Linked DNA regions of Mus musculus: all the other regions are linked to region 1. A link is a loop called in an ENCODE intact Hi-C map of the cell type or tissue named here. Cell type or tissue: heart. All regions are shown on one strand.

Region 1 (5,000 bases):
CTCACGAGGGAGTGCCAGGTGCTGCCTTTTGCTCCCCGCCCCACTCCCGTGGCAATCCACCCAAGACAGGGCTGTGATTCTAGAGCACTCTGTCCTGATCCTGCTCCATCTTCCAAGAGCACACCTGACAGACTTACTGCTGAACCTCAGAAAATTACCAGGCTTAGACTATAAGGAAGCAAGATCAGAGGGTGAGCAGAACTACCAGGGGCTACTTACAAGGAGGAGTTGGAGGTGAATTTGGGGATGGGGTTGTTGTGAGAACAGTGGGTGGGAGAGTTAGTGAAAACGAAAAAGTTTAGGTTATTCTGTGAGCTGTGCGAATTGGGTAGAGAAGAGAGACTATGAAAGTCTGGCAGAATTGATCACTTATATCCTCTTGCACATCGGGAAGCCCAGGAACACAGGTAAGTCTTTCTTAGTCATTTCTTTGTTCAATTGTGGTTTTTTGTTTCTTTGTTTCCCAGGTTTAGGGGCCAGGCTTGGAGGTATTCTCTAGGTTATGGTAGGATTTAAGTAAAAAAAACACCTTTGGATTCAGGATACTTTGTTTGGTTGCTTTTCAAGACAGGAACTTGATTCAAGTCAAGTTCTGGATTCCCAGAAGAAGTAAAAACCAAATGGACAATCATTAAGAAATATTGCCACAGACTGCTTAACTAGTGCATTCATTCATTCATTCATTCATTCATCCATTCATCCACTCATCCATTCATCCATCCATTCATCAATTCTTTCATTGATTAGTTTATGCAATCAATCAGTCTTATTTCTCCGAGGTTCCCAACACCTAGAGGACAGATTTTTCCCCTACAAAGAAGAGTTTGGCTGTGCTGCCCACTGTGCCCGCTGTAAAGGAAAGCTATATGTCCTATGCATGTGTGGGTAAACAATTTCATATAAGAACATCTTGATGGGTCCCTGAACCCAGTACCAGTTGTGGTCTTTGTCCAGTTGACTTTCTGGTTTTCCTACAGTTAAAACCGGCAAGTGGCATTTAAAAAATCTGTAATACGTGAAAGCATATCTCATTATTCCAATTCCATTTCTTTAGCAACTGTCAAGTAAACAGCTCTTGTGTACTAGGCGATTTTTCCCTGTGTGAACTGTGTAAATATACACCTTGCCAATTCCCCCACTTAGAATTTGCCATTTTCAGTGATCAGATTTTATATATATATATATATATATATATATAATTTTAAATTTATTGCCATTAAATTATATTTACTTATTACTGACAATAGACAAAGGTACATTATCGAATGTTCCTGTCCCGCCGTGAGCAGGGGGGAGGCGAGAGGGGGGAGGGGCACTCTTTGCAGCCATGGACTTGCGGATTCTTAGTCTCTTAGCTCCTAGACTCAGAGGAGAAAACAAGAGTTTTCCAAATCTCTCAGCCCAGTGTGCAGAGCCTCCACCAGTTCCCCCACCTGCTCCCCCCTCCCCCACAGCGGGTGGTCTCCTTGCCAGGTCTGAAGGGATTATCTGGGATCAATATTTGAAATAGTTGATTTTTTTTTTCTAACTGGAGTTAAGTTTATAGGCTTTTTTTATTTAACCACCAAACACCAGAAATAAAAACCTGGAAGGGAGCCAACTTGACTCTGAGCCAGGGCCCTCCCTAGCAGAGGAGCGGTCCTCAGTCCCAGTTGCTTTCCCTAGCTGTTGACAATTCCTTTCAAAGGCTGAACAATCCCTTCACTTCTCAAATTCTTCGTGGGAGTAGGGCAGCCCGGAGTGATTCCTAGAGATCCTGTCTTCCCAGGTTGGCCCCTGATACCGGAAGCTTCTGGGGGGGGCCTGGGCCCCCACGTGACGGGGGGGGGGCACGTGACCGGGGGCCCCAGCTCTGGTACTTTCCAAGGGGGATTTTCAATTGCTGGCTCTGCAAATGTTAAGGCCTCAGTGGTGGGTCAGGGGTTGGGGTGCAAGACTCAGAACATCTGAGGTTCAGTCCCTGAAAAGTGGGTGGGGAGGGGGTTTCATCAGACTAATCCTTAAGAACTAGACTTCGGGGTTCAGGGAGGGTTTGTCTCCTAACACCCAGGTATGGAGTACCAATTATGTATCATGCACTCTCCTAAGCTCCAGTGAACAAGACAACAACCCCTACCCCCACACCACCCCCTTGTCCGAGACACACACACACACACACACACACACACACACACACACACAAAGCTGTGGAATTCACAGTGAGAAAGACAGACATGGAACAAATAATTCTATAACCAAATTTCAATAGTGACAAGTGTAAAAATTTTGTTTAGTTTAGTAGGAACAGTTCCATGGCTTTGTGTATAAGTTCCTTCCTTTGAGAGACTCAAAGAACCATCAAGGGAGGCTTGGTGGTGTCTCTTTCTCTTGCCTCCTACGCTTAGGAATGGATGGGTCATCCTGAGAAAACAGACAGCCCTGACAAGGGTAAGTTGCAAGGACAGGGCTGGAGGGAGGCTGGGCAAACGGGAGTGCCCTCCTCCTTGCCCTGGAAGCAGCTGGATTCAGCTGTGACAGCAACACCCCAGTTGGCTCTAAGCACTGTGGAGCTGGTCCCAGGAACAGCCTTTGCCTCATGTTGGCCTTGGATGTGACTTCTTAGTGAGCTCTCGTTGACCAGCACATTTAGCTCCTCCTCTGTCTCCTACTCTTTCATGCTCAGGACTCATGTTCCAGATGGGCTCAGCTGGCAAGCATTTGAGACATGTCTCAGCATCTTGTGATGTGTTCCTGAACCCCTGGGCCTTGTGTGCAGTGAGTCATTGGCTCTGACTGACTCCTGATTCATGCTGGCCCATGGGTCCTTGGCCCATAAACCAAAGCCCAACAAGACCTGCAGGGGACCCCTGACCGTTGGCTCAGCTTTCTACTACTCTCTTTTAGCCTTTTTCTCTACACTGATTCTTCTTCAATCCTTTCGATGAGGGAAGGGTTTCTAAGCACCAGTCCTGAATCAGGACTCTTTCTTGAAGCTCCAGTTGCTCTCTAACTTCTGCTGTAGCTAAGCTGCAAGACTGGGTGCAGTTGGGAACCCTGTCAAGGCAGGGCTATTGCTGTTACATCCAAAGGGAAGGATTTCTTTCTAGAAACTCGGATGGTCAGAATAACCAGCTCAAGCAGTAGGAGAGGAACTTCTAGGATTCTGGTTGAGAGCGAGGACCAGGTCGGCACCCTACCCAGCTAAGCAGTAAGTTTCCTGTGCCTCAGATCTATCATCTATAAAATATAAGCACCAAACTCAGAAAATTATGAAGATAGAATGAGTTAAAATCCTGGGATAGTGTTAGCAGTATTGCTGCTTCTCTGGCTTTTGTAGGTCCTCAGCCCCATTCTACAGGACGACTTTCTGCAACTTGAGGTTGATCATATGGATTTTATGACATCTCCTCTTCCTGCTTCTTCTTAGCACTCTACAATAGCATTCTTCCTTTTAAATGTTTCATTTTATTTTATTGGTGAGCATGTGTGCACGTGTGCATTCATGTAGAGGTCAAAAGACAGCTCCCAGGGGGCTTCTCTCCTTCCACCATGTGGGTCCTGGTGATCACTCGAATCACCAGGTTTGGTGACAAGGGCCCTCCCCACTGAGCCAACTTACAGGCCTCAAACAATGGCCTCTCTTCTTCCAGCAGACCAACAGCAATGAGCTGGGCAAACAGCAGACTGACTCTGGTGTTTTGGTTCTATTCATCCAGGTTTGGATTGGAGCTCAGTCCATTCACAGCTTGGACCTCAGCTCACCTCACCTTACAGGAAGCTATTCATAGTGGCTCCAAGTTGAAGTGGCCATGAGGAAGGCATTTCCCTTCATCCAGAGCCAGTTCCTGTAGCAAGCCCTCAGCTGCCAACATTGCCAGAAGCCGAGAACTGAGAACTTCAATAAATATTAAATACGCCTACCAAAATGGGATTGGACGGAAAGGCCCAGAAGCCAGGGCCACGAGGGGACAGCCTACAGCTAATGACAGAAAGCTGAGCCACCACATACCTTGAAGCCAGGCTTACTGTATGGTGGATGTTGACCAGTTTTTAGACCCACAGACACCATGTATGGCAAGTACTGTGGGGACGGCCCCTGAGAGCGGAAGAACAGCATTGCCCACAGAGGGCAATTCCTTGTTCCGAATAGTCTGACTCCAGCCTCTTACCTACACCACTCATATAACTGAAGTTATGTGGCTCTGAGAGCCGAGTCAGAGAACAAGAGAACATTCTAGGAGGACAAGCTAGAACAAGCGAAAAGGCTCCAGGGCTTCAGTCAGGACTCTCAAATAAAGAGGTCAAGTTAGCTGCCCTATCCAACTTCATGAAGATGACCAGGCAACAAAAACCACTCACAGCTGGGCAGTGGTGGCACACACCTTTAATCCCAGCACTGGGGAGGCAGAGGCAGGCATCTCTGTGAGTTTGAGGCCAGCCTGGTCTACAAAGTGAGTTCCAGGATGGCAGGACTACACACACACACACATACACACACACACACACACACACACACACACACACACACACCTCACAGTCCTATAGTTTTTGATGAGGTGTTGAACAACTCATTCAAAATATCAGTCAGCGATAGCGTTCACATACTTGAATAAAAAGTTAGCATAACGGACAGATAAAAATGATTGCTTTCACATTGTTATGTCTTCTGTCTATTAATGGTATTAATAAATATACTTTTATGCTATAGTTTGAATGTACACCCAAAAATTAGGTGAGTGAAGCTTGATCCCCAGTGTAAGTGTGCTAAAATGTAGAGCCTTTTAGTGGGTGATGAGGTCTTGGGGGTTCTATCCTTGTGGATAGGTTAATGCCACTGTCTTGGGAACTGGTCAGTTGTTGCCAGTGTAGACTAGCTATAAAACCACATTCAGCTCTCTCTCAGGTTATGAAGCCCTCTGCCATGCTAGGAGCAGGACCAGGCTCACAACAGATCTGCCCCTTGACCTTGGGCTTCTCAGCTTCAGGGCTGAATAAATTTCTGTTGCGAGCTTTCTGGTCTA
Region 2 (5,000 bases), 80 kb before region 1:
ACATGCTGATAATATATTAAAAGCATTGAACTGAAAAAAATGTGATAACTCTGGTATATTACTTAAAGCCTATATCGCTGGTACGTCATCCCTAAAACTGCTAGGAAACAAATCTGCTGCAGTCTTCTTTGCTGGGATCAGTGCAAGAGCTGGGGGTGTTGCTCTGTGGTAGAGGGGTGATTTGGTGTATGCACAGCCCTGGGTTCCGAGCACATCTGGACTGACAGTGTCACTCAGTGAACAGGACTCAGGCAGTGCTGGGAGCTGAGCCAGGACCTCGTGTACCCTGAGCATGGACTCAGGTGCTAAATAAACTACAGTCTCCGCTCCAAACTAGATTTCCTAAAATCTAGCATATTTTTACTTTACTCCTTGTCCCTAACTGTGGTGGGGTTTTTTTGTTTGTTTTCATCTTGTGGGCAACAAGGTGGCTCAGGGGGTTAAAGACACCTGATGTACAAGGATCTGCACGGAATTTGATCCCTAAAACTCACAGAAGGTGAGTGGCAAGAGCTAAGGCCACAGAGTTGTCCTCTGACTTTCATACATGTGTCTTGCCCTACTAATGATTATTATTCTGTTGTTGTAAGTGATTATTGTGCTATTAAATGTCACTTATAAATATTCTACATATCATTATAATTACTATTAGTAGGGTCATTTAAAACCTCACTTTTATATTATATATAAATATTATATATGATACATACATATTATACACACACATGCATACATATATACATATATATAAAACATAATTATTAATGTTAGGGTCATTTCAAGCCTTGCTTTGTATGCCAAACCCAAGTTCTTTTCCCCCTTCAAGCTCATAATCTACATAAGAAATTTTCAAGATGAGAGCCTGGCAGCCTCATGTTGTGATATGTTCCTGAAATCCCAGCACTTTGGAGGCAGAAGTAAAAAGATCCAGAATTCCTGGCCAGGCTGCCTCATAGTGAGATCTTGTCTTTAAAAGTAAAATAATAAAATAACAACAACAATAATAAATTTAAATGAGAAAGAGAGAGACAGACAGGTACAGACAGACAGGCCCTAGTGACTGATTCTTAACAGCATAAAGTGTCTGGTCTGGCCTATCCATTTGAGAGTTAGCTGTTTTGTAGTCTACTTAAAGCGGGGAAATGAGGATGCCTAAGACTAGGAAAGTCTCCGGGAAGAAGCGGCTGCTTCCAGTGTTATACTCTATGGGTTTCTGTCCTGTGATTTCTTTTTTCCCAGCCATTTTATCATTAAATCAGGAAAGAAATGTGGATATCTTTGGCAGCCAGATGGGGATAGGACAGGGCAGATGTTGGTCTCACAGCACAGTGACCAGGGTTTGACATATAAAAATGCAGGTTTCTAGTTCAAGTTGAGTTTCAGATAAATAAATTTGCTTAAGTATGCCTGTGCAATATTTTAGACATAATTACACTAACAAAATCCATACATTCTTTAGCTACAGTTCAAGTTTAATTTGGTGTCCTGTATTTTTTTCTGGTAACCCAGGTTTTTGTTTTTGGCTTAATCTCCCCAGCATGGGTTCTAGTTCTGGCTCCAGCACTAAGGAGTTGTGCATCAGGGCGCATGGTTGTGCTACCCCGGGCTCAGTTCCCCCATCACAGATAAAGACTTTGGATTATTTGGATTAAGCTGATCTTCCGAGTTCCCTCAAGTTTTTTTTTTTTTTTTTTTTTAACTCTTATGCTTTGATAATGCGGCTGCTAGATAACTATATCCTAATTTAATTGGAAACAGAAGATAGCAATATGAACCCTGCCCTCCTCAGCAAATCTGAGTAAATACCAAGGCATGGCAGTTGGAATAAGTGAGGAAAACCGAACTTTATTCTTTGGCTTTGGCTTAAAAACAAATCAAAACTTAATCCTAATGAAAAATGTAAATTAATACCAGGAACACACTGAATATTTAAAAAACAGCTCTGCGTGTCCAAAGAAGGGGGAAGGGTGACTGAAAAATCCTTATTGCCAAAATCTGGCTTACTCCTTTTCCTTAAACTGGAGGGGGCGGGGAGGCCAAGTATTTTGGACCTCTGCCACCAAACCACAGGCAGTTCTCTGATTTGCACTGCATTTTGGATGCCTGACAAGACTCGGTGAAAACAAGTGCTATTTGTTTTCCTGTGCCTAGTATTTAACTGGAAATCAAAAGGCTAAATTTCCAATCAGTTGTTAAGCAGCCCCAGATGTGAGCTCAGGGCCGCACTGGGGGGAGTCAGCCTAATAAGGCGCATGCGCCACCTAACAGGACACATGCGCAGCTGTTACCTTTCCAAGCCAAGCAATGTGTAACCGAGGGTTAGTGTGTCCAAAAATGCTCTGGGAATAACTCAGTCAAGCTTGCATGTGGAGGAGGGAACTTAAAAATAAACAAATTGAAAAAACTCCTGGGTTCTATGGTTTTGCATTAAAAAACAAAATCTTTCTAACATCCTTTGGCAGCTCTGCCCCATACTTGAGAGCCCACAAAGTTAGCAAACCTTCTATGATGTCCTTCGTATGAACTGTTCACCGATTCAGCATCCGTTTTTTCTGCCCGAGTGCTTGAGGAAAATGACCCAGGGATTGACAGGGAAGGGTGAGTCACCTACGTTCAGAGAGCTTTCTACCGCTCGCTCGCAGAGCTAGCTAGAAAATTGGGAGTTGAGGTTCAGTGTAAAAATGTACCGTTGTTTAGATCCCAGAAGTTGGAGAAAATGAGACTTGCCCTCTTGCCTGTGCAGACGAGGTAGCAGCTTCCGGGAGGTGGACTCTGAGGAGCATGTAGGCAGATGGCTTAGGGAACTGTAAACAAACGGAGCTTCCCACCAGGCTAGAGGTGTCACCCCTGTGTCCTAGGGACCTGACTGCACCATTCAGTGAAGTCTTTCCCCAAATAAATTCTCTCTTGAAGGCAGATTAAATAAACACTTCCAGATTCGTGGTGGTTCTTTTCAGTATCTCTGGCCGAATGACTCACTGTGTCCCGAGGAGATTCCAAGTGGTTGTGTACCATGCGTTTCTTCTCAAGAGGCCGCTTATCTGTTGGTTTTGTGGCTTGTCCCTCAGAGATGTAATTATATGGGGATTGAGCCTTTCAGGAGCTGGGGTCAGTCAACTACCATATTTCCTAGAATTGAGTTTCTGCCCCTTTGTGGTAAGAGAGCCTCTCCTAAATGTCACTGTGGCACTTAGAACGTTGGAGAGAGTCCAGTTTCAGCTGGTAAACCTGGTCCAGAGAGGGCTTGTAGAAGCTTTTGTCCTGACAGGTTGGGGAGGGTGGTGACTGCAGCGTAGATGAGTGGCCCAGAGCCCTGGTTTGCCCTCTTGTAGTTTCCTAAGCGAGACATCCTGTCCAGGAGGACTCACCCAGTGTGGACTTTTCCTGGCTCTACTTGGTGTGTTGTGTCATGTCTGTGTGTAGGCACGGCCCCAGCCCTGTGAAGGCCTCGCTTTCATTCAACAAATTGAGGTTAAACAAACTTGAGTACACTGAACAGAAGATTGGTTTTCCTTGCATAGTCCAAGGAGGTTCTTTAGAGCTCTGGAATAAAGCTAATCTGGTGACGTAATGCATCTGCCCTTCCCAGGCACCGGCATTGATGTCAAAGGTTAATCTCTGGGGCTGTGGGTAACATAGTGGACAACCTCCGGAGAGCTATTTGGTAAGAAAAAATGAGTGTTTTGTTAAGGGAAGTTACAGAATGTTTTATTTTCATATAATGAGAGGAGAGGAAAAACTCTCCCAGGAGGCTCTGGGATGCTGATGTGAAACTTTTAGGCTGTGCCTGGGTGCAGATGGTGATGTTGTGGGACAGCTCCCAAAGCTACCTCACAACCCGTTTCAGGGAATGGCTGCAGCATGGCTCAGCTCCTTTCTGGGTACACACAAACTGTCCACTTTGCTTGAGACAATGTAGGTTTTGCATCTCCGATCCTTGTCATCTAGTTTTCTGGCTTAGAAATCATCTTATCGTGGGATAGAATCTGTATCTTAATCTCTGCTTTTGCCATTACTCCTGGGTGGTTTGGAGTCCCTGGTGCAGATCAGGGTTAGGGTTAGGGTTAGGGTTAGGGTTAGGGTTATGAACTGTGAGTGATCCCGTGGTGGACGTGGTCAGCAGGGTACCCTTTGGATTGTGAGTGATAGCCCAAGCCGGAGCTCATGCACCTGCCACCTACAGCCCACAGAAATGATAGCTCACTTGCTATCTCTTGCCCCTTTATCTTTATCTTTTGAGAAAGGTTGGCATTGCTTTGATCTGTGAACACAGGCAGAAGAAATCCCTTTCTAGACGTTTGCATAAGAAGGCTCAGCTTCTGCTCCACTGAGCAACAAACTGTGGGTGATGAACGTTAAGGTCTGTCTTGAAGCCCTCATGATGTGTTTGGAGGCCATGCATGCATGAGTGTAGTTAATAAAAATGAAAGAGTGTGTATCGGGGGCTGGATGCTTCAAAGTACTTACATACATTACTCCGTTTGTAATCTCTGTAACAAGTCTGTTATGTAGGTGCCATTGCTATTATTATCATAAAACTATTTGGCTGTATGATGCAGTTCTTAAAGATAAATTTCACGTAGGTATCATTTATCATTACTTTAGATGAGGAAATGAGACAGGGAGGTTGACAAGTGTGTGGACCAACTGTTGCTGGATGGTGGTTATAACACATAAAGGGGCAGGAAATTGACTGAGTATGTGCAACAGCACTCCCCCGAATACTGAACTGGGGGCCTTGTTGGGGAAAGCTACGCTGCCGGACCTGAAGGCAAAACAATGCTGTCATTGGTAACTCCCTTGTCTAGCATGGGGCCACAAATGGCTATCCCAAGATTAGGGCCTCAGAATGGAACTTCAGAGCAAACTGGGACACCAGGTAAGCAAAGGCCTCATTTTAACAATGCCTGTTGTAAATGACTTGGGAACTGAGGTATAGGCCCTGTGGCATTCCACTCAGCCGAGGGTTTGTCAATTGTTTCGTTGACCCCTTCCCCAAG
Region 3 (5,000 bases), 70 kb after region 1:
GACATGTAGGATAAAGGTCACCGCATCAAGTAGAGCAGTAACCAGCTGAATTTATGTCTCTGCCCCAAGCTCCAAGAAGCCAAAGTGCAAATAGGGCAGATGGCAAGCATAAGAGGAGATTGTGGTGTGAAGGGTAGCAATGCAGAGAGCACTGAGACCCCTGCCCTCCACGCAGCCAAGGGCACTGTCCAGTCTCTATGAGACCGTTGTTAAGGTCCAGAGAGTGTCAAAGGAAAGTTCACATTTCCATGGAAGACCCAGAGGCCACGAAGAGAAACCAGGCAAGTCTGTGGATCTTCTGTCTGACTCCTCTTTGTCAAAACCCACATGTGGCCCTGTTTCAGTCTGGTGGGTATCTGCATGTGTTCCTGGGTGGAGAGTGTATTGTGCAGCTGGCCCCTGAGTAATGATTCCAGCCTTCGACCATGTATGTCTCTAGACAGGGCTGCCTTCTGCTCTCAATTTCCAGTCTGGCAATAGAAACTGCGCATTCATCTCAAATCCAGAGAGTTAAGGGCGTCGCCACTGCATTTTTCTCCCTTCCCACACGACTCAGCCATGAGGGAAAGGTTTTGACTGAGTTTTTCTATGATGCAAATTCATGGCTGAGGTCAATATCAGTCTAGGGCCTAGTACTTAGTAGGTGCTATTTTCAAACTTTGTATTATGGAAAGTTACTAGAACTTGGAAAGGGAAAGAATGAATGCACAAGGAAGGTTTCAAACTCCAGAAAACGGTGGCTCCGGCTCCAGTTAGGGACTCACGGCTGTTACTACTTTATATCCGCCCAGTTGTTCCCTGTCCCATCAGCCATACAAATTCCTCGTCAGCAGCTTTATATGAGACTCTAAAAGAAGTCTCCCCTTAAAACATAGGTATGATGTTATTATTATATCTAAAGACTAATTACAAGCCTTTAGTATCATAAAATCTTAGTTCAAACTTTAAATCAATTAAATGTTGTGATCCAAAAACAAAACAAAACAAAATCTCCTTATTTGTTCCTATTTTCTGTACCTCTGTCCCTCCTTTGGTATCATTTTAGTGTTCTTTATCTTCTACTTTTCTATAAATTGCCAGCTGGATCTTTTTGAAAAAAAGACATTTTTTAAATTGTATGTGAGTGTTTTGCATATATGTATGTCTGTGTACCATGTGCATGCCAGAGAAGGTTATGCTGCTGCCTGGAATCCAAGGCGCAGGCTTTTGCAAACTGCCACGTGGGTCCTCTGGAGCAGCACTCGGTGCTCCTAACATCTTCCCAGCCCCGGGCTAGTTGGATCTTGGTGTATGCCTCTGCTCTTATGATTTCTGGAAATCCTGCTGCAACGTGCTGACCTGTTCCTCCATCAGCATGCAACACCTGGCCTCTCTCTTTTGCAACACTAGCAACTATCAAGGATCACATGTCCTAGATATACTGACTCATTAAAAGGTGAAAAAAATCATGATAATTTTCTAACTGGATTTTTACTTCTTGATTTTGAGCTGTAATCCTTAGAAGAAGAGAAGGGAAATGTGTCATCTTGGTCACCCTCTGCAATGGTTCTTCTAGGAGAGGTAGAATAAACACTGGAGGTTTTGTTTGTTTGTTTTGCTTTTTTTTTTTTACTAATTAGTAGCATAATTTAGAAAATCATATTCCTATAAAATGACAAATAGTTTTCTTTTTAGAGTTGTCTCAAATTCAAGATGTAAACTTTTTTTTTTAACTCTGTCACAGTGGATGTCTATATTGACAGATTGGTTCTCCTTGGCCAGTGAGAATCTGTACAGTCCTTCAACACAGTTCTAGCTGACTTTGACCCTGGTCTTATAATCTAGTGTGACAAAATGCAAGTTTCAGGGACATCTTGTATGCTCCCTGCTCTAAGTGTGGTACTGTGTTTCTCTGGAGTTTCTTATTTCTGTTAGAGGAAGTTGTTCTAGAAGTCATCATGGGCCCCGGTCTTTTCTGTAGGCTGAGCTGGAAGCGTATTTAGTTCTCGCCATAAAGCGTGAGTTCACACCGATGAACAGTTCCAATCCTGTCTCCTCTCTCTTGTAACGGAGAAGATCGTGTTCAAAGACACCGGATGCAATACATCTTCACATAATTGGACAATTGTTCTTTTTTTTTTTTAAAGATTTATTTATTTATTATATGTAAGTACACTGTAGCTGTCTTCAGACACTCCAGAAGAGGGTGTCAGATCTTGTTACAGATGGTTGTGAGCCACCATGTGGTTGCTGGGATTTGAACTTCAGACCTTCGGAAGAGCAGTCGGGTGCTCTTACCCACTGAGCCATCTCACCAGCCCCTGGACAATTGTTCTAAACACCCATGTGCACGCTTCTTGCAGAACAAAGTACCAGCTTTTGCACAATCTAACAATAGAACTCATGCGAGGTGGTTTTTGTAAGTTTCTCCTCTTGCACCTGGGGTTGAACCCAGGGTCTTGCACATGCGGAGAGTTCTACCAATGGCCACTTCCTATTTGGAAATAGGATCTCACTAAGTTTTCCAGGCAGCACTTGAACTTGCCATCCCCTCCTGACTCAGCCTCCCCCGTAGCTGGAGTCATAGGCCTGGACCAGGACACCAAGTCTTGTTCCTGCCGGCCTTGTCGACAGATGCAGGCGGTTGCAGTACCCTAGAATAGCTCCTCTCAGTTATGTTATGTTAATCAGATGTAGGCTCAACTGCTTGGGTTTATTTTTTATTATGCTTTTTAAAAATGTAAATAGGTGGGAGGGACTAGAGATGGCTCAGCGATTAGGAGTACTTGCTGCTCTGTCAGAATTTGATTCCCAGAACTCAATATCTGGCAGCTCACAGCTGCTGTAACTCCAACTCCATGGGCCTCAGCGCCCTCTTCTGGCCTCTGTTGGTACCCACATGCTTGGGCACAGATACACAAGTACAAAATAAAATGTTTTTAAAGATTCATTTTACAGACAAGGATGCTTGCAGTCAACCATTAGACTGAGCATGGGGGCCCCAAAAGAGGAATTAGGGGAAGAACTGAAGGAGCTGAAGGGGTTTGCAACTCCATATAAAGAACAATATCAACCAACCAGAACCCCCACCCCAGAGTTCCCAGGGACTAAACCACCAACCAAAGAATACACATGGAGGGACCCATGGCTCCAGCTGCATATATAGCAGAGAATTATCTGGCATCAATGGGAGGGGAGGCCCTTGGTCCAGTGAAGGCTCGATGCCCAGCATAGGGGAATGCTAGGGTGCTGAGGTGGGAGGGGTAGGTGGGTGGGGAAACGCCCTCATAGAAGCAGTGGGGAGGGAGATGGGATAGGGGGATTGCAGAGGGGAAACCGGGAAGAGGGATAACATTTGAAATGTAAATAAATAAAATAACCAGTAAAAAATTAAAACGAAAAAAGTTCAAAATTAAAGATTCTATGTGTGTGTGAGAGAGAGAGACAGAGACAGAGAGACAGAGAGACAGAGACAAAGAACAAGATGAAGACCAGTTATTGAGAACAGAACTCAGAGCCTCTAGAAAAGCAGCACTTTGGTCCTAACATCTCAGTCCTCTCTGAAACTCCCTTAATAAAATATTTTTAAAGTAAGTTTTTGGTGATTACATGAAACTTTACTGATTCTAAAGTCAAATTGACAAATGCAGTTATAAAGGAGTCTAACTCCATTCTTATCTCAAGAACCCGTTTTCTTCTCTTATAGCTAATCATCTTTAATTGTGTAGTTGATATTTCTGGGTTTCAGTTTTAAAAAATTACACAACAGACACTGCTCCCTTCCTGTGTGCATGCATGCACGAGTGTCTTACTATCGGTTCTTTTGGATTATATCATAGGGCTTGCTTCATATTGATGCACAGATGTTTCCTAGTCCTTCTTAGCATGTGTGGGTACAATAGTTTATTCTCCCGGTTCCTCAATTAACAACAAAAACCACTAAAACTCTTTGAATGAGATTAGATCATTAGATTGTAAAAAAAATGCTGGTATTTTTTTTTTTTTGGAAAAAGGCATAATTGTATGTTAAGATTTATCCTTGAGTTCTCTCTCTCTCTCTCTCTCCTCAAAAATAAGACACTTGTAGCTATTTTCAAAATCATGGATTTGGGTTTGATTCATGAAAATGGCCTTGCTAGATACAGAATACTTTCTTCCTCTTAATTACTGCATTAAAGAAAGCTTGCCATACTCTTTACCTCATAGTCATGCCTCAGTTATTAAATCCTTGAGATTAGCACGGGCATAATGCTACTGCTAATCCTGCACTTGGTTCTGAAGGCAAAGGACACCACACATCCCACAGGGTCACATCCTTCAGTGTCTGTCATTTTAAAACATTTCTCCTGCTTTGACTTTCATGACCTTGATATATTTGGTGATTAAAAATCAAGCCAATTACATTGTTGTACTGTGTGTTCCTCCATTCGTGTTTATAGTAAGTTTTTATTAAGATAAGTAGTATTAATTCTGACTATGTTAGTGTTAGTCCCAGGACCTTGGTGGGGAAGGTGGGGCAGGATGAAGAGAAAGAAATATCTAAGAAGAGAGGTCGGTTCTCTTTGTACATGTGCTTATCTCAGTGCACACAAAGGAAGGGGGCCCCTTTAATGGAGAGCCGGCCTGGGAAAGGAAGCCAATTCCCCCGGAAGCCCTGTAAGATAAGAAATCTGGGGCTCTGTAAACTCATTGGCTTCCGCATCCTTTTACCCTCCTTAGCTTCCTCCTTAGTCTCAGATCATTTCAGGTTAGGGGGAGAGGTAAAAGCCCCTCAGGCTGAAACTTGGAAATGGGTCAAGACAGCTGCTGCATAAGAAACGGGGTTGCTCAGGTCTCGGGTATGGTGAGTCCATAGCAAGCACTTGAATGTCAGCAGCTGCTATGACAGGGTTCAGAGCACGCCTTTCTCAGGCCATGGTCTGGTGCTCCACTCATCTCCCTCATCCCCCTGCTGCAGGAACACCCTCCTCCTCACCCTCCCCTCAATTGACACTCGATGCCTCCCGAGCAGGAGCTGAGTT
Region 4 (5,000 bases), 61 kb before region 1:
GGAGGAGCTGTGGTCTAGGCGCACAGGAGTGAGTGAGGTTATCTATAGAAAATAGACAAAGGGAGGATTGAGATTCTGAGTCTTGATTATTTAGCCTAACATAGGTTTCCAGCTGCATACATTTCCCTGTATATGCCATGATGTCATTTTTTTTTCTCATAGCTGTATATCTTTGTTGCTGTTTTGTTTTTTGAGATAAGGTCTGTAGTCCAGGCTGCCCTCAGACTTGCTATGTAGCTAAGGATGCTTGTAAATTTCTAATTTTCCTCGCTTCCACCTCCTGAGTGCTGAGATTACAGGTGTACGCTGCAGAACCTTTTACACGATACTGAATATGGACCCCAGGGCATATTGCACGCTAGGCAAACATGTTACCAACGGATCTACACTCCCCAGCTCAGGGCTGGGAGTCTTGGGCTTGGCTGACATTAACTACAGAGCCTCAGAAAGGAAAGATGTCCGTGTCCCACATGATCCCCTGAATCAGATTCTGAGGGACAGAGTCCTAAGAGGTGGTTCTGTCCTGGATCAAAGACAGAGGACCACTCTAGTGAAAAAGAGTAGGACACAGCAGGGGTCAGAGGAGATGAACAGGGGCAAGAAAGGAGTGGGTGTAGGCAAAGAAGAAGCCACTAGCACTGGCCAGCAGAAGGCCCCTGGTAGCCAAGGTAGAAGGCATGGCTGAGCAGTAGCCGAGGCCACAGATGAGGACCCTTTGGGCTCGTGGCTTCTGGTTCAGACTTAGCCTCGGTCACACTACCACCTCTTTCCTTCCCTCCTGGTCCCATAAACTCCCCGATTTGACCCCAGTGCCCTGTCTTTACTTTCAGATCAAGTGTTCCCTCCCACGTGTAACATAGGGAAAAATTTTCTCTCGCTCAATTACCTTGCGGAGTACCTTCAACCCAAAGCCGCCGAAGGTTGTGTCCTGGCCAGTCAGCCCCACGAGAAGGAAGTGCATATCATTGAGTTAATCTCCCCCAACTCCAATCCTTACAGGTGAGCACGCCTGTGCACTCAAGTGCACCCATGTCTGCATGTATGTACATGTGTGTGTGCGTATGTGTGTGTTATAACCTGAGAAGAGATGAAAGTAAAGATCTGTTCTCCCCTGATATGAGGGTGAGAGCGGGGAGCAGCTCACTTTATTTGGAGAGAGGGAAGCAGCCATGCTTCAGGCAGGCGTGGATCACAGAAGAGGAGGACGGCACTCAGCATGGTGACGTGGTTTGCATTATCACCTGGTTGTAAAGATATATATGCCAGAGAGTTCTTGAAGCCCCTTCTTAACTTCTGGGTTTAATTTTTAAGATAATGGTTCTCCTTTGCTATCTCCTTTGACGGACATCATCACTGTTGAAACAGTGATGTAATTAGAGTTACAGAGTAGCCTTATTATCTACCACAGTTACCATTTTAATATGCCTCTTTTGATTCGGTTATATGTATAATATCCTCAGAGTACGTATGCACCGTGTGTCTGTGTGTCTGTGTGTCTATGTGTCTGTGTGTGTCTGTGTCTATGTCTATGTGCGTGTGTACTGCATCTTCATGGTATGAATCAAGGATCCATTAAATAGATATCACAATCTGACACTTGTGGAAGTTTGATTCTCCCTATGAAAATAATTAGATTTTGTTGTTGTTTTTAAGGAGGGGAAAAATAATAATTTTCTACCCTGACCTGTATTTCATATGGGCCAGTGACTCAAACTTTACCAGTTTTTCTGTAGAGAGATTTTTGAAATGAGACGTGTAATAGAGTTTTCATTTCAAAATTGAATAGACCACAGATCGTTTGGGTGAGAATCTGTTCCATGCCATGTACAGAACTCTGTGGAGGGACCTGGAGAGTGCGCAGACCTTCAGCCAGGCTTTCTGATCATTGTGTCTCACACTTGAAACCACGACAGACCCTTCCCTCAAATTCGGAACGTTTAGTAAAGCGTTCATTTAGTAAAAACCATTTTCTCTCATGCTCAGTTCTTAGAAGTTTGTATTGTGCTCATCAATTTTGTATCAATTGCTTGCTTGACCACTAATTTAAATAACTTTATATACAGAAGCTTGGGAAAGTAAGTGCAGATATGATTATTTAACTGTTACTGATGCCGTAATCAAAACTTACGTAAGTCAAGAGGCCTTTGGCCTTTTATTTATTCTGACATTTCCTGGAGCATGTGCTAGCATGCCTCCTACCCCTTCCCTCCTCCAGCCTCAGCCACCCACATCAGGCTTTGAAGGGCTTCAGCATATAGGGACTTAGAAGTTCCACAACAAAGGGCGAAGGCACAGAACCTTGAACACAGACAATTCTGCTTCAGAAGGAAACTCCCTTGGTGTTCAAATCCCTTTAACTGAGGAAGCATTGAGGAGCCTTCCTCCCTCCCCCTCTCTAGAGGAGAAACACAGCTAATTAGCATCAGGCCTGCGATCCTATTGTTATGTAAACCCGTTTTGTTCAGCGTGCAACAGCAATCTGTTTTGCACATGTCATTTGCCTGGGATCCACGCCAGCATTTTAATCAACTGGCCAGACACTGGAAACACGAGGCTTGGAGCAGTGGCAGCCTTCTGGCTCCGGTCTTGACTTTGCCTTTGGTTTTCACACACAGCACCTTCCAGGTGGATATAATAATTGACATACGACCTGCTCGAGAGGATCCTGAGGTGGTCAAAAACCTCGTCCTGATCTTGAAGTGCAAAAAATCTGTCAACTGGGTGATCAAGTCTTTTGACGTCAAGGGAAACTTGAAAGTTATTGTAAGTTGGTTGCTCATTTCTTGGTCTTGTTAAACAGCAATAACTTAAACTGTGGTTGTGTGTGTTATTTTTGCAAAGGTTCTGCCTCTTTGAACTTTCTAAGCTCTCTGTTAGTTTTCACTCTGCAGCCTATACTTGGTTTCTTCTGCTGGACAGTCAATGTCATGGCTAAAACATGGCCCTAGGGAACATTGTGGACTTGGGTTTGAGTCTTGGCTCTATTACTTAAAAATTATGGCCTTGGACAAGTTCTTAAAGCTCTCTGAACTCCAGTTACCTCATTATGAAAGTTCTGACATGAGTTAGTGTACTTTCTAGTCTTAGTAAACATGAAGCAATGAACATTTTCATGTCTGCATATTCTTTAGGGGGTCAGTGTCACAGTCTGGAACCAGGTGCATAGGGAGGAAGGAAAACCAAGCTGACCCCAGCCCATGCTGTAGACTTCCCTGTTGAGATAAATATGTGATGTTGGGTGAATCTGGCTTGCATCCAACTTCCAGGAGTAATACTCTGACAGAAAAGTAACTCTGGGCTCTGTGTGTATATGGAGGGGGTGGGGAGTGAGGGTGGCATGGGATGGGATGGGATGGGATGGGATGGGATGGGATGGGATGGGATGGGGGTTGGTACTCACTCAGTAAATGACTTTATCCTGCAAGCTGTAATCCCAGGGCTGGAGTGTGGAAGACAAAAGAACCCTGTGAGCTCAGTTGCTGTCCATTCAGCCTAGCTGGCTTGGTGAGCTCCTGGTTCAGTGAGAGAAGCAGATAAAGATTCAAGAAAACACCTGATGTTGACTTCCCACCTCCACAAACACATATGTGCACCCTGCTCACACACATGTATATGCACTACACATGATCCTTTCATGGTAACCAGCTTACCTCTAACATAGCTTCCCAAAGCTTCTGTGAGGGGCCTTGCAGGCTGACAGGCTAAGGCAAAGGTTCATGTTGAAAAGTTGATGAAAGTTTGGTAAAACCAAGCTCATCTCAGATATAATTAGGGGGAAAAAACAACCCGATTTGGCATAATATTGGAGCAAAGTGTGGTGTGTGTGTGTGTGTGTGTGTGTGAGAGAGAGAGAGAGAGAGAGAGAGAGAGATCTCCTTGGCATCTCTTTTGTAAGAGTCAAATTTTTAATGTGTGTTAATTGACCATCTTTGTTAACAGCTAAAATGGATTGTAGATGTTTGGAATTTAGGAGAGTCGAGTTGTGTTGGTTCAGCATTCCTCTGCCCACTGCACCTTCCATGTGATCTCTGTCCTTTTGCTCACAGCACCTTCCATGTGATCAGCAGTGAGCAAAACCAACAGTTCCCTACAAGTCCAGTCACTTAGGTGAGCTCCCAGAGGAGCAGACAAAGCCAGGAGCACATCTTAATTTAAAATGCTTTTTCCTTGTTCCTAGGGATTTTTATATTATTATTATTATTAATTTACTTCGACTTTGAAACAGTCCAAATAATCCATCAAATGTAGTAGTGATGCATGAGGCTGGTACTGAGTGCAAAGCCTTGCCGTGATTTTCCAAGGTCACAGATATTTTGATTGCCTTCCCTTGGCATGGCGTAAGGGGTGGTGGCGACCTGGAGTGTCTGCTGCCTTTGCTGCCTGGCACGCCGGCCAACTGTTTTTAGTTTCAGAATAACAAAAACAGGAAAGGGAATCATGCCTTGAAAGGCAGAAAACATGCGGTGCACTTTAACTCCCTGCTGGAGTTTGTATGTACTTAGCTCTGACTGGCGGCTCTGCTGTCCCTGCATGCACGTGCCTGGACCACAGTGGTCCTGGGCTTTGCTTGAATGTCCCTGTCTGTCAGAGGAATCAGAGAGACTAAGAAAGACGAGGAATAAGATCGGCCATCATCCCAAACAAGATCTGTTTATATTCCTCTCTCTGGCTGCACTCCTGTTCCAGGCCAGTCCTGGACAATACATGACAACATTGCTAAACAATTAGGTAATGTTTCATGATGATCTTTTATTCCCCAGTCAGTTTCAGGCTCTTTGACTTCTAACTCCCTGTCCCAGATGTGAGCTGTGCTATGAGGAACAGGTACATGCTAAGACAAAAGTTTAGGTTGCAGCTTAGGAAGAGAGAAATGGTCTTCCCTTTACAGACAATATGGTTACATGTGAAGAGTAAAGGACTCTGACTCAACCACACAAAGCTAGATTCAGGTACCATCTCCAGCTGCCAGTTCATGGCGGACAGTACGACTGAACATGGTG
Region 5 (5,000 bases), 200 kb before region 1:
CTCCCGATCTCTGGCTTGTTGCTCCCTTTTGTTATTTGTTATCATTGCTGAGCACAAGTTTTATATAATCAATCCCATTTGTCTGCTCTTACTTTTTTTTGTTTAGTATCTTATCCTAGGGTAATCTTTGCCATTGCAATGTCAAAAACCCAAAATCCACCCACCAAAGTGTCTTCCAATGGTCTTAGGTGACCCCAAAGGGGTTGAAACCCACATGCTGACACTGGAAGCCTCCTCCATGGGGTGTGCTGGCTGGCCCATGCCTGTGACCTTGAACTTGGGAAGTATGAGGCAGAAGCAGGAGAAATGAGAGTTCAAGGGCAGGCTTCACTACTTAATGAGTTGGAGACCCTGAATTACTTGAGACCTATTCAAAGGAAAACTAACCCAAAACAAAACAACATCAACAACAAAACCCTAAAACCCTACCACTCAATTCTCCTCGTTAGAAGCCTAGCACTTTTAGAGGAAGGCTGAAGTGGAAGCTTAAGGGTTCTTTCGAAAGTCAGTTGTGTTAGGTGGTGTTTTGCTGGGGCAAACATGTGAAGGAGTGTTTTCCTGAAGCAGACACAGGTGTACGTTTAAGGCAGTGAAAGGAACATTCCACTGAAGCAGACACAAGTGAGAGGATGTTCTGCTAAAGCAAGCACGTGAAAGGACATGTGATAAAAGATTCTTTGCTAGTGACAGACACATATATTGGTCCGCCTTCCATTGCATAGTTGAGCTCCATTTGTCAGGACTTCAAAGAGAGAAACACACCAAGAAACTTAGGTGGCGTGACACAGTTTCTTGTGGCTTCCATGGACTCGGGCTGATTGACAGAGTGATGTCAGCTGAGACAGACTCACGTGCTGAGGCAAGACCTGTGGGGAGGCAAGACCCGCAGAGGACATAAGGCGTTTGAAGGGTATAAGTAAAACTCCATGGACAGTAACAGAGTATAGCTAGGATTGTTTATAGAGCTAGCGGTGTAATGCTGGTCGGTTTGGAATCTTTGCTGATCTTCGCTTCTCAGAGGGGCATAGCTGAGAGCTTCTCCTGACATTCCTGTTGGTCCCTGCTGCTGCTGAGGCTGAGGCCTGGCTGTTTCTGCTACGTAGTGCCACCGCTGTTGATTTGTGTTGACTATCCTGACTCTACTGAACTTCATATATCTGTGAAGTGTTTGCGAGTGGATCCAACTGTCTCTTCAAACCTGTGAACTGAACTACAGATTTCCAGACAACACAGATGGGAGTTGCTCCAAAGAACCTTTCTAAACAGGTCTACTTCCCCATATCCTTTGGTTTTTCCTACTTCTCTGGAGGGTGGTGGGCAAGAAGGGAGGTTAAAGTGTTTAAGAAACATCATTAAAAATAGGCTTTAAAAACTTAAAATTACAAAAGTCTAGCTGGGCTACTCATTTGTGCAAAGGTTCCCTGACGATCCAGCAGCTGTCAAGACTGGAAACTTGTCTTTGAACCAGACACTTCAGTCACTCCATCTGTTGTGGCACCTGTAGAGTTTCCCGTGAAGTAACTGGTGACAGAATTCCATGGATAAAGGTGCTTGCTGCCAACCCTGAAGAAATGCACCAAAGATGGATTCTTGGGCCCTACTTGAGGAAAGGGAGAAAGTTGTCTTCTGACCTCTACTCTGGCCAAGGCTGGTTCTGAACTTGTGATTCTTCTGCCGTACTTGGTTGTATGTGGTGCTGGGGCTCAAACTCAGGGCTCTGTGTATGCTGGGCAAATACATTACTACCGAGCTATAGCCCCAATGGGCAATTCACCTTTTAATAGAAAGTGAAGCGTAAACAGTGCCAGATTTGTGTTGGTGACTGAAGTAGCTGCATTCAACTCTTGCAAAGCACATTCATGCAGGCAGGACCCTGTGTGCTCGCCTATCCTGTGTTCAGAGGGCCGCGGGGAAACCGTAGGAATGGAATTCAGCAGCTGGAGAAGGCACTTTAATTCAGCAGCTGGAGAAGGCACTTTGAGCTAGGCTGTAGAAAGTAAGAGACCCTGACCACACCACAAGAGCATATCTTTAGATAACCGAAACTGGAGAAAAACCAAACTGGGGCAGAATGAATGTGTGCATGGGGCTTCGATGTGGGAATGGGTTTCTCTGAGATTTTTTTTAAAGGAATTTTTATATCAACAACCAGGAATCCAATAAAACTATCTTCTCCTAAGGCCCTGGTAGTTTGAAGGATCTAGGGAAAGGCAGCGAGTCTTCGCAGTGCGCGCCACATCCCGGGTACTCCACACTTCTTCCAGGCCGGGGATGCCCAGCTGTCATCCCATCTCGGGCCGAACCCCCCCCCCCCCCCCCCACACACACACACACCCGACTTCCTTTCTATCCTTACAGCTCCAGCCTTCTCTGCCCGAAGGGAAGCACAGGCTGGAGCAAGCTCTCTAGGCTCATCCATCAGCAGTGGAGGAGGAGGAGAGGAGGGGCAGGAGGAGGAGTTTCTAGGCGGCCGAGCCCCCGAGGCCCGCGGTGCCCTTCCCCCCTTTCGCTGATTGCTGTGGCTGCGCGCCCGACCCCGCCCGCGCGTGTGCGCGGCCGAGTTAGGGCGCCGCACGGGCCTGATGGGGGTGATCCAGGCTTTCGGGGACGCCGAGCGCCACTTTCCTCCTCCCTGGCAGTGAGAGAGAGAGAGAGGTGGAGAGGGAGAAGCGGGCTGCTGTCCTTCCAGGCCACTTTCGCTGCGCGATTCCGCGAGCTCCCGGCAGGAGGTGAAAGTCCCCGGCGGGGTCCGGATGGCGCAGTTGAACTGCGGCTGCTGAGCTCGCGGCCGCCTGCGCGCGCTGGGCGCGGGGACTCGTCTGGGCTACTCCCCCACCTCGCGTTGGACGACCGGTCCTGGACACACCGCTTGCGAGGTACGTGCGGTTTGGCGCCCTATCAGAGGCTGTGCACGCTGCGTAGTGCGGGTCGGTGCCTGCTTTGCGGGGTTGCTCTGGCCATCCAGGACCCCGAGGCTGGGACCTGGCTTTGGTCCCGCAGGGTTGACGCTGAGCGGAACCGGGATCCGCTGCGGTCCCGGGTGGGCAGCGCCGGGGAGGAGTTCCCCACACCCGCTTTCGCTCTTCCTCTCCACGGTTTCCTAGTCCCGTGCGGGGCTGCAGGCCACTGCGCTCCTGGCGCGTGACAGCGTGGGTGGGCACTCGACCATGATGGGTAGCAGAGGCCGCGGCCGCGGGACTCGCGCGCCAACGCCAGTCCTGGGTCCCCGCTGGCCGCGCCCTGGCTCGGGGAGTCAGTCCCGAAAACGCTGTGAAGGACGCTCCCGGGTTAACCTTGTGGCGCTCCCGCTGATGGTAGAGGCTCCCTACGATTTGTGAACTTGGTTGGGACAAACTTGAAACTCTTGGATGTTGCTAGAGGAATCCGCTTGTAGAGTTGGGCTTATTGGGGCATTTGTCCCACCTTCCCGCACCGGATAGGAGTGCAGACAGCTGGAGTGACAAGCCGCAAGTATCACGGCTTAGGTGTTGGTGCAAACAGTTGCCCTACTCGCTAACCGTGAACTGGGAGGACACGGTCCCCCAAGGTGGCTGTGCGGTTTGGAGGAGTGCACAGATGTTTCTGACTGGGACCGTGCGGAGCGCAGCACAGGTGTTAGCGCCTCGTGCTGCGCCCTGCTGTGACAGGAGAGCCGCGAGGATAGGCATCCCGTGAGTGTCAGACTGAGATAAAGAACCAGCCAATTTAAAATTTCTTCTTTCTTCGAAGAAGTGAGCGGTTTGGGAGGGTACCAACACGCAAAAAAACCCATATCGGGATCCTTTAATATCCAGGGAATGGCCCTTTAGATTGTAGCGGGTAATTTTAGGGAGAGCTCAGCAGGTCCTTTTGGGGTACTAAAACGGGAATATATTGATCCCTCCCTGTATGTCAGTATCTCCAGCAACTCCAGCTAGTTCCTGTCAGGGCTTAAAGACTACGTCAACTCTGGTTCAAAGTGATTTTAGTGGACCCATTTTACAGATCATATATGCTAGACTCCAGCAGCTAGAGGCAAAGTTACTTGTCCAAGGTCACATAGAGCTTTCTGTTACTTTTAACCCAAGAGCTGCCTCGGTCAGTCATGGCGGAAAGTGTGGTAAGATCCATGGGCCCTAAGTCCTTGGCCCTCTGTTCTCACCCAGCTTCCTGTCTGAGTTGAATACATCTTTTGAAACACAGATACAAATTATCTGTGATTAATTTAGAGGATCATATACGTATGTACTTTGCAGGAGCCAGAATCCAGCTTCTCTGAGTCTGGGTCCAAATAATTATAAATAGAACTCTGACTCGTGTTAATTTCAATCTTTATTCTTCATTACTTTTATTAATCCACCAGACATTGTTGATCAAGGCCGCTTGGCTTCCTTAGGAAACAGCTTGAGGCTGGCACAGGAGGCAGGGAAATAATTCTTACCCCCTGAAGGGCTATTAAAGACGACTTGATTTCATGCCATTGTCTCAGCAAGAGGATGTTGCTCTGTTTCTTGATGTTCTCTGCTTTTGGCTTTAATTCTGCATTGTTTAGCATTTCAAGGCTTAGGCATACTTTTTTCTCTTGACATTGTTGTCAGCTTTAAACGTCCCCTATTGTGATGGAATCTGGCCACCCCACACCACCTTTGCTTAACTGTTGATTAAGATATGTACATTAAAAAACAATAAAGTCATCAACTGAGTTTTGAACCCCAGCACTTCAAAGGCCTATGCCTTGAGAAATTCATTGTTATTTTAAACACTAGCCAGCAGGGGGCGCACAGCATATTATTGATGTCCTGCTGACATCTAGACCTGTTTGTACTGTGTGTAGCATATATTTCAGAAATGGAAATTATTGTAGCTTTATCTAGTACAGTAACTAAGTTGCTTTACGATTAATTCCAACTGGTTAAAAGTGGGATGATCTTGAGTTCCGGGCCTGAATGTTAAATGTGTGTCTAGAACCTGTAGTGACTAGGTAAATATTTAAATACAAATCACAGGGTTCCCCCCCCCTC

The links. A loop is a pair of places that touch in the nucleus more often than their neighbours do. Peaks named below come from ENCODE experiments on the same cell type or tissue, not always from the same donor. Only the 100,000 strongest peaks of a DNase experiment are listed, where the experiment ranks them.
Region 2: it touches region 1 in a loop (2.0-fold over the local background); 2 of 42 quality-filtered maps call a loop at or near these places.
Region 3: it touches region 1 in a loop (1.8-fold over the local background); 4 of 42 quality-filtered maps call a loop at or near these places.
Region 4: it touches region 1 in a loop (2.1-fold over the local background); 2 of 42 quality-filtered maps call a loop at or near these places.
Region 5: it touches region 1 in a loop (6-fold over the local background); 5 of 42 quality-filtered maps call a loop at or near these places.

The regions. Positions count from the first base shown.
Region 1 is chr5:107,085,115-107,090,114 of GRCm38, reverse strand. Gm42146 (a long non-coding RNA gene) reads left to right here. Exons shown (of 5, transcript XR_880522.2): 5 at 3,696-4,393. Among named protein-coding and RNA genes, the nearest start is that of Gm42146, 6.9 kb to the left of the region's middle. In heart, no CTCF peak of the experiment used is centred here; DNase peaks (open chromatin) are centred at 1,694 and 2,724; H3K4me3 peaks cover 221 bases; H3K27ac peaks cover 2,763 bases.
Region 2 is chr5:107,165,235-107,170,234 of GRCm38, reverse strand. All of the region lies in intron 4 of Tgfbr3 (transforming growth factor, beta receptor III), which reads left to right. Among named protein-coding and RNA genes, the nearest start is that of Gm42146, 73 kb to the right of the region's middle. In heart, no CTCF peak of the experiment used is centred here; DNase peaks (open chromatin) are centred at 2,114 and 3,404; H3K27ac peaks cover 1,252 bases.
Region 3 is chr5:107,015,570-107,020,569 of GRCm38, reverse strand. No RefSeq gene overlaps it. Among named protein-coding and RNA genes, the nearest start is that of Gm33371, 28 kb to the left of the region's middle. In heart, a CTCF peak has its summit at 2,861 (motif pointing left); a DNase peak (open chromatin) is centred at 4,879; H3K4me3 peaks cover 391 bases; H3K27ac peaks cover 1,512 bases.
Region 4 is chr5:107,145,789-107,150,788 of GRCm38, reverse strand. It overlaps Tgfbr3 (transforming growth factor, beta receptor III), which reads left to right. Exons shown (of 17, transcript NM_011578.4): 6 at 831-999; 7 at 2,616-2,763. Among named protein-coding and RNA genes, the nearest start is that of Gm42146, 54 kb to the right of the region's middle. In heart, no CTCF peak of the experiment used is centred here; DNase peaks (open chromatin) are centred at 2,498 and 4,478.
Region 5 is chr5:107,287,131-107,292,130 of GRCm38, reverse strand. Tgfbr3 (transforming growth factor, beta receptor III) reads left to right here and starts at 2,502. Exons shown (of 17, transcript NM_011578.4): 1 at 2,502-2,876. In heart, CTCF peaks have their summits at 2,716 and 4,743 (motif pointing right); DNase peaks (open chromatin) are centred at 2,620, 3,490 and 4,390; H3K4me3 peaks cover 2,993 bases; H3K27ac peaks cover 2,149 bases; H3K27me3 peaks cover 760 bases.